2 separate regions of the Mus musculus genome follow, and region 1 is linked to region 2. A link is a loop called in an ENCODE intact Hi-C map of the cell type or tissue named here. Cell type or tissue: heart. All regions are shown on one strand. Each heading gives the region's core, and the rest is flanking DNA. Links, peaks and the distances in the headings are about the cores only.

Region 1 (5,374 bases), core at 113-5,112, 94 kb after region 2:
TGTGAGAGAGGTAGTGGCCAGTCAAAGGCTTCTGTGAGTCTCCATAGTTGTGAAAGTTCAAAGAGGAATCAGTCAAGGGTAAAGACCCAAGGCGAGAGGGTGACTGGCACACTGAAAGACGAGAAGGTGGCCAGCGTGCGTTAAGTGACCTGGAGCTCGTGAGGAGAGGCCTGGCTGAACAGGTCACAAAGGCCAAATCCTGTGCAACCTTAGAGGCCAGTCTAAAGAATGCCGACTTTACCTTAAGAGCAAAGTTCTGGCCTTGAAGTATTTTAAGAAAGGAAGGAAACGTCATCTCAAATGTATTTTTTAGGCTTTAATGCGAAGGCTGGAAGCAGGGGACCAGGGGGAAGAAGTCAGATAGCGAATCTATTTTAAAGATAGGGCCAAAAAGAATAAACAGATTTCTTTAAGAAGTAGAGCGCAAATAAGAGGTTTTTTCAGCATACATGTCTCCTTCTCAAGGACGGCTCCTGCTAGTTAGGCGAGGACCCTCTAACAATCTAACGTCTAGCCAAGTGTAGTGGCTCGTTTGGGAAATCTGAGCACTCGAGAGGCTAAGACAGGAGGCTTATCAAAGGTTTGAGGCTGACATAGACTACATAGTGAGTTCCAGGCTGCCTAGGCTACAGAGACCTGGAGTGCCCAGTCATTTGGTCTTCATTGAACAGTTTATACCGCTGTTGGGGGTTTAATGATCTCCCTGCACACTCACCGGCCAGCGGAGAAGGGACTTTTCTATTGCTCACATCTATCACTAAGTCTCGGCACACAGGAGACTCTTGATAACTGTTTATTGGCTTAACAGAGAAATCTTTCAAGAATGATCCCCATCTCCCTAAATCACCTGCTTCCAGACTACAGGCTAGAAGCAGCAAAAATTCACTCTTGTTTGTGAGAAGAAAGGGGCACTTGTGGAAATGTTCTAGTTTGGGGATCATTTGGAGGTGCCAGCCTCACCCACCTGTCATCCCAAAGGCAATGGAAGTCATTTAGTTGTTCATCAAACACCAATCCAGTACCAACTGGCACTCTTGTCTCAGGGTTCAGATCCTGCAGGGGCAAAGAAAAGAAACCCAGATTCACTCTGGACTACAATCAGAGAAAACACTTCATACCATCGGTCCTGGATGGGGGGGGGGAGGGGGGGGAATCACTGTTTTGTTTGGTAAAGAAGGCCAAGTTGCAGCCAGGTCTCTCTCACCAGCCCTTGAAGCCCCACAACTAGGTCCTCTTCAGCTGGTTGGCTCAGCTTCTTCATTTTGCCTTTCTTCTTTACCTCCGCTAGATTGGGGCTGGAGTGGGGTACAGCACACTTCTTTCCACCACGCTTCTGCCAATCAGACAGAAAAATCAGAGTCTGGACATGGCTGGCTGGCTTCACCCTCCACCCCCCCCCCCCATCAGGGCAGGTCTGGGGCCTCACCAAGGTGGCGCTGGATTCCTGAAGGGGTGACTGGGGATTGTGCCTACTCTTTCGCTGTCTAGTAGAAGAATCTTGGCCGGTGGAGGTCATGGCTGAAGAGCCTCAGCTCCTGGAAAGGCTCTAGCAAAGGTGTAGTTGGTGAGGCAGCTGGAGTGTCCAGAGGACCCCACATCCCTGTCCCTTCCTCGGCCCCGCCCCCTAGTCTAGATCGCAGCCTTCACCGGGTCCATTCCCGAGCCTTCTAAACCGCCCCCACCCCCCAGGCCATCTTCTGCTAGAGGAAACCTGGTCCTGTCCGGTCCCCCTGGACCTCGCTGCTTTTATCCGATTCTCTTTCCTCATTTTGCCTATTCACTAAACGAGGTAACCCCAGGCTCAATCAGGCTCTTCTTAGGCCTGCCCTACCCAATCACCGCCCCCCCCCCATCCACTTCCCACATCCTTTCATACCTCTAATCTGCGCCCGGAACGCTTGGCTTCTGCAACCTGCCCGCTTCAGCCTATTTCCCCAGAAAAATCACCCACCTTTCTAGTCCGCCAGACCGGGCTGCCGCGGCCTCGGCAGCACCTTTAAAGACTCACTCAACTCCACCTCCTGCAGGGCCGAACCAGCGCCTTCCACTCGCGCAGATCTCGCCCCGAGCTTTCCCCGTGCCCCGCTGCTCCGAGGACTGCCCCTTTCGATCAGAATCCTTCAGACCCCACCCCCTTCCCAGACGCCTACCGTTTAACCAGGCTCCCTCAGCCCCTTCCAAGCCTCCGCCCATCTCCCGCCCAGCCACCGACGCTGGCCAATCCTTCCGTCCCTACTCACTGAGCTCTGCCTCCTTTTCAAACTCCGCCCTAGGCTCACGCCGCCAAATTCCCGGCGACCTGTGTGGCCCCGGGCACCTGATCCCTTCTTTTCCATTGGGCTGAGCTTTTTCATTTGCCCGCCCACGTCCAGCCCCCAACATGGATTCAGTCCGCCCACAACGCTTCAGGCGCAAACCACACCTCTCGCGAGCTTGGCCATGGAAACTGATCATACTGCGCCTGCGTGGGGTGCTACTCCCTAGTTCGAGACCCGGATCTGCCCCTAGCGCTACCACCCCTCCCCACACACACGCACGCACACCCCACCCCCGCATTCGCCGCTGCGGTCGTTCTGACTGGCTATGGCTGCCAGTCTCAAGTCCAGGCTAGTCATCCTAGGAGACCTACGGATCCACATCAGTTGTGTTGTGCAGTGATTCGAGAACAAATCAAAGAAGCTAGATTCCCGAGCTGCTTTTGGCGTTGACGTAACTCGCGCCTGCGGGTGACTAGTTGGAGATAAACGCTAATAATAGACTTTGGCTGGTGGCAGCCAAAATGAGCGTGATAGTAAATGCTGATAAGTTTCTGAGCTGGTGGCCACTGCGATGGTATTCAAGAAGCATCCCCAAATGTTAGCTATTAATGTTCTGCAGCGGAAATGGGGACTGGAAGGAGTCTCTACGAGGTGAGGCAGGGGTGGGGCTGCTCACTATGTCAGAAAGCCCGACTTTCGTGAGGTAGTTTGCATTGTAAAGCTGCTCTGTAGACTACACACACGGGGACTTAGATTTAGATCTTGGACAGGTCACAGTTCTGTCCTGTTTCCTTACCTGGAAAATTGAGATGCTAGTACCAAGGCCAGAATGGACTTTCGAAGGACAGTGTCTCCTGAATGGGAGCTCAGCCTACCTGTCCCCCTCCACCGAGTCATCAAACTTACAGCATGTGGTGGACCGAGGAAGGAAAATTGTCCCTGTGACTCTTTGAGATGGCCATCCCTTCTAAGTATAAATCCCACAGGTGGCCGAGTTGTCCTGATCTCCCCATGTCAAGGACATCGTTTCCTAAGGACCTGTTGGCAGAGACCAGAAAGAATCCATCTGGAGTTCTGCATCACTGACTAGCAAATAGATTGACAGTTCCATACTCCAGCAGCCAGACCCTCTGAACCTCTTGCAAATGCCAGTTTCAGTCCTCCATGTTCTCAGCACAGAACATGTTCTCAGCACGGGCTATCTAAATCTACACACACTAAAGAAAATAATAATAATACCTAAAAACATTCTAGGATGGTGATGCCCGCCAGCCGAACAATAGAGACGGTTCCTGCACAACGGGGCTCAGTAAACCTTATAAAAGCTAAGATTGCAAATAGCTTAGGCTTTGCATCCACATCTAATCTTTATGATACACTTCCTTTCTTTTAAAAATGACCTTGCTTTCATGTCCAGGCTGCTTAGAACTTCTGGCCTCAAGGGATCTTCATGTCTCAGCTTTCTGAGCAGCTGGGCAACACTGTGCCCAGTTAATCTTTCTTAAACAAACAAACAAAACAGCAACAGTCATTTGGGTTTTTTGTTTGTTTTGGTTTTTCTTTTTGGATTTTCGAGACAGGGTTTCTCTGTGTAGCCCTGGCTGTCCTGGAACTCACTCTGTAGACCAGGCTGGCCTTGAACTCAGAAATCCACCTGCCTCTGCCTCCCGAGTGCTGGGATTAAAGGAATGTGCCAGCACTGCCCAGCTTAATAACCATTTGGTTTTTTTGTTTGTTTGGTTGGTTGGTTTTTTTTTTTTTTTTTTTTTTTTTTTTTTTTTTTTTGAGACAGGGTTTCTTTGTATATCCCTGGCTGTCCTGGAACTCACTTTATAGACCAGGCTGGCCTCGAACTCAGAAATTCACCTGCCTCTGCCTCTCAAGTGCTGGGATTAAAGGAATGTGCCAGCACTGCCCAGCTTAACAACCATTTGGGGTTTTTTGTTTGTTTGTTTGGTATTTTTTGTTGTTTGTTTGTTTGTTTTTGAGACAGGGTTTTTCTGTATATCCCTGGCTGTCCTGGAACTCACTTTGTAGACCAGGCTGGCCTCGAACTCAGAAATCTGCCTGCCTCTCCCTCCCAAGTGCTGGGGTTAAAGGCATGCGCCACCACCACCCAGCCAACCATTTGTTTTAAAAATTATATTTGTTTACTTATTTTTTTCTTTAACACTGTTTATTAGCTTTTGCATCTAGGCTTCAGGGAGGTGACAAAGTGGCAGTGGTAAACTTGGGGATCTGGTCTCCTCAAAGCACCTGCCGCTCTACCCCTGATCCTTGAATGGTTGCCAAGCGGATAACTCCTCCACTGGAGCCTTCGTGTTTTCTAGCCAAAGAGAGAGCATTGGCAGTGAACTGCAGACATTCGTCCTTGGTCGTGCCTTCAGGATGGATAGCACCAACATAGTCATAGATGTATGAGCTTCCGGAGGCTCCGGTGGCAAAAGATTGTCTTACCATCATACCCTTCATGGGTACAGAGGACACCTGCCCTCCTTCTTGAGGGTCCCAGCCTACAATGATGATTCCTGCCATCAGATCTTCTCTGCACCGGTAACACATCTCCTTAAAGAGCCTGGCAGCCATGTGTACTAGTGGAGAATTGTTCAGTTCAATACTGTGGAAACCAAGCTGGTAACTGACAGCATCTGCTACTGCTCCGGTATCAGCTGCTGAGCCTGAGCAGCAGCAGATGTAATCATAAATAGGGGTCAGCTTGTCAGTCACTCGATTGGCGATGTAAAACCCAGTGTTATTCTGGAGTCTGCTCCTAGAACCACGCCTCCATTAAATTACAAAGCCATGATCATGGTCCCTGTGGAGACTTCTCAGTTTTCCCAGTCTGGGGTGAGAGCCTCAGGCCCAAAGACCACTGCAGATCCCGCTCCACGAACAGCTAAGGCGGCCGCCATCTTCCTCTGCTACTTGTTTACTTATTTGTTGAGACAGGGTCTCTCCATGCAGTCCCACCTGTACTGGAACTAACTATGTAGACCAGACTGGCCTCCAACTTACGGAGATGCATGTGTCTCTGCCTCTGCCTCTGCCTCTGCCTCTGCCTCTGCCTCCGCCTCCCAAGTGCTGGATTAAAGGCATGTGCCACCATGCCCAGCATA
Region 2 (5,374 bases), core at 119-5,118:
GGAACTCATTAAGAGATGTCCTGCTGCTGGGTTAGGTATATGCACTGGTCTTACCATGTTTTCCACCAGCCGGAAGTAGTTGGCTTGATAGCACTTTGGAAAGATGTAGTTACAAACTGATAAGGTACTCCTTTAATCCCAGCACTCTCGGCAGGCAGATCTCTAGTAGTTTGAGGCCAGCCTGGTCTATATAGTGAGTTCAAAGACAGCCAGGGCTACATAGACCTTGTCTCATCTCCTCCCCTTCACTCTACTGGACAAAGTACTGCCTAGTATCCCACGTACTAGGAAGTGTATATTCCCATTTCACAGATTGGAACACTATGGCTCAAAGCAGTTCATCACTTGGCTTTTATTTGGTAGAACTGCATTGAAACCTAAATCAGTGGTTCCATAGCCTATTCTAACTTCTCTTAGGCTTTTAGGTGTTTTTGTTTGTTTGTTTGTTTTTGGTTTTTCAAGATAGGGTTTCTCTGTATAGCCCTGGCTGTCCTGGAACTCACTCTGTAGACCAGGCTGGCCTCGAACTCAGAAATTCAAGTTTTGCCTCTGCCTCCGGAGTGTTGGGATTAAAGGCGTGCACCACCACCGCCTGGTGGCTTTTACGTTGTTAAACCAGCTTTTAAACAGGGTCCTGTCTTAACTCCTGGGATACTATGGTATCAGAGAGCTTTGTCTAGTCCTTTTGCTAAGGCTTAGAGATGGGGAGAGAGACTCTGCTCCAGGATTGGTCTTGAACATGTAAAGTTCAGGATTGAGACTTGATCTTCTCGGGTCAGGACACCAATACAGAATACATCTACAGATTGTTGGACTGTTCTCCAGCCTTCTAGCACTTCCTAAACATCTTCTTCCCAAAGTGAGAGAGGAAGAAAGCTAGAGCTCTAGGTTTTCAAACTGTGATACGAAGGCCAGTGGATGCTTAGTGATACATCCTCTAGATGCAGGCCTAGATGCCATAGTTATCGTAGGACCCACACTCTATTTGTGCAAAAGGTCTGTCTAGTCAGACTTCCTTTATTTTTAGGCACATCAGAACTCCTCCAGGACTTGCTACCAGGCATGTGTCACCGCTCATGGTACATCATGTGCTGTGTCTCTACTACTAGGCTTTGCTACTACCCTGACTGCAGCTCCTTTCTGCCTTTGTAAAGTGTGGGTAATGCTGCTTCCTGCCACTTGGGTTGCAGTGAGGACAATGAAATGAGGTCACTTTTGTATCTGGCACCTGGCATAGGACAAAGCACTCAGCTAATATGAGTTCATCCTTTCTGGCTTTTCCCTGCTTAGCTGCCTAGTTTTGCTTGCGTCTTTGCTCTCCTATACACATTGCCAGGCTTTGAGCATCTCTGGTGCTTGGTGACAGAAATGACTTTATTTCTTATCCACTTATCAAGCAAGTTTTGATCCTTTGCTCAAGTGCCAGCTTTAATGTCAGGGTAAGGTCTCTTCCTGCTTCACAAAAGCAAGGGAGCATTCATTTGTTTTGCAGCCCCACTCAAACTGTACGTCATCACTGCGTATTTCTGTACCCTTCCCTTCAAAGTTTACCAGGGTAGAGACGGAAGTCTGATTCATTTTTCTGTCTTCATTGTCCATCCCAGAATGACTCCTATTTTGTGAGATGAGAACTAGGCCCCCTCTTTTTCTCTTTGTATCCCTTCTATCTTCCTCATCTACCTTGGAGAATGCTGTTCTCCCCCCTTTAACTCTCCCTATTTTAAGGTATGGGGCTATGGTTAAAAGTTTCTTTTCTGAGGCAGAGGCAGGCGGATTTCTGAGTTGGAGGCCAGCCTGGTCTACAAAGTAAGTTCCAGGACAGCCAGGGCTATACAGAGAAACCCTGTCTCGGAAAACCAAAAAAAAAAAAAAAAAAAAAAGTTTCTTTTCTGGGCACCCCTTGACAGGCTAGGCCTTGTGAGTCTTGGAGATGGCTAAAAATGTGGGCAAACGATGAACTTCTATGACAGTGCACAGCCTCCAGGGCAGGATGAGCACCCGTGCTGCTGGAAGGTTGTGCACAGATGGGTTTGTGCTACCCAGGGAAGCACATTAAAGGCTTACAGGTATATTTGTCATCTCTGCAAATGACGCGACACCTTCCTGATGTAGTGGCCCCAGAGGGTGGGGCTGGCTAGGTTTTCCTTTGTCTATGTTCATCCTCTTTCTAGACACTCACCTAGGACTTCTTGAGTGGACATCATCTCTTTTTTTGGGGGGGGGAGCTGGCCTCATCTCTGCCCCCCACCAGTGCTGGAATTAAAAGCATGCCCTACCATGCCAGGTTTGTATCTCTCTCTCTCTCTCTCTCTCTCTCTCTCTCTCTCTCACACACACACACACACACACACACAAAGATTTATTTATTCATTTAATGTATATGAGTACACTGTTGCTGTCTTCAGACACACCAGCAGAGAGCATCAGATCCCATTACAGATGGTTGTGAGCCACCATGTTGTTGCTGGGAGTTGAACTCGGGACCTCTGGAAGAGCAGTCAGCAGTCTCAACCACTGAGCCATCTCTCCAGCCCTTGTACATCGCTTTTTGTTGGTCTTTTCCTCTTTTATGTTTAGTGACCACCTCACCAGTATAGGCTATTACAGAGCCAACCTCCTGCTCTCTTGGCAGATGTGTTGAGAAGACCAAATGCTTCTCAGTTTGTAACTGGTATGAGTTTAGGCAGCTTCCCTACAACCAGAAAACACTGCAGTGATGGAGCTGGCTGGGTTTAGACCTCCGGACACTATGCCTACTCTGGTTTTTCTACCCATTTCCTGTAGTGGGGTACAAAAATGGCCCTTTGTGATCAACTTTAGCAGGGAGCCTATAAGTTCCTAGGAACAGGGCTTCCTATTTTGTAGTGCAGCTGTGTTGCTAGGTCAAGCTGTCTGCTTCTGGCAGCCAGCAGATGGCGTGAGAGGCCTGAGAAAGATCTGCTTCTGCCTCCTTTTGAAATGGAAATGTTTTAAGTTGTCAAGGTCATTATTATTATTATTTTAATCTAGAAGTATGAGTTTGTATATGTTGATTAACCAAACACTTTGGAATCAAATGTGATTTGAATTTTAGGAACTACTCAGAATTTCAATTTCCTGGTGTTTATACTTTATATTATATAATACTTTAACAGGCTGAAGAAGCACCTCATGATCAAGTGCCTAAATGTTTCTGTGGGAAAATGTTTGAGCCTTCACCCTCAAGTAGGGTATTTGGTATATTCTGTTTAGGTTATGATGGGACATGAATTAGATGAAGACTTTGAGTTTTCTGTATTTCTTTCTTTCTTTCTTTTTTTCTTTATTCTTTTTTTTTGGGGGGGGTTGTTTGTTTGTTTTTTGAGACAGGGTTTCTCTTTATAGCCCTGGCTGTCCTGGAACTCACTTTGTAAACCAGGCTGGCCTCGAACTCAGAAATCCTCCTGCCTCTGCCTCCCAAGTGCTGGGATTAAAGGCGTGCGCCACCACGTCGGGCTTTGTATTTTTTCAGGTCTTTTGATGTTCAAAGCATTTAGAGATTTGGAATTTCAGATAATTGTATATCTTTATCTTCTGTATGTGAGTATACCATTGCTGTCTTCAGACGCATCAGAAGAGGGCATCTGATCCCATTACAGATGGTTGTGAGCCACCATGAGGTTGCTGGGAATTGAACTCAGGACCTCTGGAAGAGCAGTCAGGGCTTTTGACTGCTGAGCCATCTCTGTAGCCCCTAGGGATTATATATATATTTGTTTGTTTTTTGAGACAGGGTTTATCTGTATAGCTGTAGCTGTCCTGGAACTCACTCTGTAGACCAGGCTAGCCTCGAACTCAGAAATCCACCTGCCTCTGCCTCTCAAGTGCTGGGATTAAAGGTGTGTGCCACCATTGCCCGGCTAGGGATTATATTTTATTGTCTACTTTTTTTTCAATTTTGTGATATATATATATATATATATATATATATCATACATATACACACATATATACATATACACATACATATTTATGTTTATATTTATTTATTTAATTTATATATGTGAGTACATTGTTGAACTCAGGACCTTTGGAAGAACAGTCAGTGCTCTGAAGCACTGAACCATCTCTCCAGCCCGGGAAACTTTTTACTAGAACACCACATTCTCCATCTAGGAACTTATGAGGTCTAGGTCCCTGGCTGCCTGGGCCAGGTCTTGCAAGATTGAGAGCAGGGCTCTGAAAGTAGATGAAGTTTCTGTTTTCAGGGAATCTGGGGCCTCCCTGGGATTGTCTTGTCCTTGTCCATAGACTTAAGTCTCCTGCTTTGTAGTCACAGAGTAGTCAAGAAGGGCTGTGAACTTTCCAGTATCCTTTTGGCCAATCACCTGGTCTTCTCAGGAACTTGAAGGCAGCACCTGGAGAAGGGTATGGGCTTCCCTGTTGCTGATCTTCCTACTTTTTCCTCCAGCAGGAACACTGGTTTGAAAAGGCCTTGCGGGACAAGAAAGGCTTCATCATCAAGCAGATGAAGGAGGACGGTGCCTGTCTATTTCGGGCTGTAGGTGAGTCTCTATCTTGGTTTTGAGGGCTGAGGGGCTTAAGGCTTCTGAGCTGTGTCCTAGTAGTCAGTAGCAGTCCTTGAGACAGGATTGTGGCAGAGGTAACTGCTTGATATTTTAGGATAAACAGGCGCGGAGCTCTTGTTAACGTTTGGCCTCTGGTGTTGGATTGTGTTAAATGAGTAATGATAACAGCAATTGTAGTGATAAAGGGACACCACTGTTGACATACTGCTCTGCCAAGATTCCAGGAAACCCACTTATTCTGTCAGTTAGGTAGGTGGTCGGTTGGTTGGTTAGTTTTCAAGTCAGTGTTTTCTCTGTGTAGCCCTCCCTGTCCTGGAATTTGCTCTGTAGACCAGGCTGGCCTGGAACTCTGAGATCTGCCTGCCTGTGCCTTCTGAGTGCTGGGATTAAAGGTGTGCACCACCACCTGGTGTGGAAACCCTTTTATTAACCCCAAGTCCAGGTGAACGTGAGACTGAAAAATGTCTCAGAAGTGGGGAGTGACTAGTCTAAGGTTATACAAAAGTATGTAGAGTCAGGATTTTGTGTGTGGATTAACTGTATCATATTGTCACTTTGGTGTTTCTCTGGTATCGTATATTGCGGATGGTGCATATTTAGTGCCTGTGTTTATGCTTGTGTATATAATAAAATTGGGCATGGTGAAGCAGTTTTTCTCCCAGCATTCAGGAGGCAAAAGCAGGGTGGATCTCTTTGAGTTCAAGGACAGTCTGGTCTACATTGCAAGTTCTATGACAGCCAAAGCTTATATTTGTCTTGTCTAAAAAAGAAAAATCTAGATCTTTACAAATTTCTATATTAGAGTTTTTTGTCTTTTAACTTGCACA

The links. Hi-C counts contacts between places; a loop is a spot of excess contacts. Peaks named below come from ENCODE experiments on the same cell type or tissue, not always from the same donor. Only the 100,000 strongest peaks of a DNase experiment are listed, where the experiment ranks them.
Region 1: it touches region 2 in a loop (2.9-fold over the local background); 2 of 42 quality-filtered maps call a loop at or near these places.

The regions. Positions count from the first base shown.
Region 1 is chrX:7,945,699-7,951,072 of GRCm38, forward strand. Hdac6 (histone deacetylase 6) reads right to left here and starts at 2,191. Exons shown (of 29, transcript NM_001130416.1): 1 at 1,952-2,191; 2 at 1,427-1,546; 3 at 1,205-1,333; 4 at 965-1,053. The coding sequence starts at 1,516. Gm39488 (a long non-coding RNA gene) reads left to right here and starts at 2,447. Exons shown (of 4, transcript XR_878039.3): 1 at 2,447-2,909. It also overlaps the pseudogene Psmb6-ps. In heart, for the core only: no CTCF peak of the experiment used is centred there; a DNase peak (open chromatin) is centred at 2,283; H3K4me3 peaks cover 1,908 bases; H3K27ac peaks cover 1,765 bases.
Region 2 is chrX:7,851,875-7,857,248 of GRCm38, forward strand. It overlaps Otud5 (OTU domain containing 5), which reads left to right. Exons shown (of 9, transcript NM_138604.3): 2 at 4,430-4,523. Among named protein-coding and RNA genes, the nearest start is that of Otud5, 13 kb to the left of the region's middle. In heart, for the core only: a CTCF peak has its summit at 2,907 (motif pointing right); no DNase peak of the experiment used is centred there.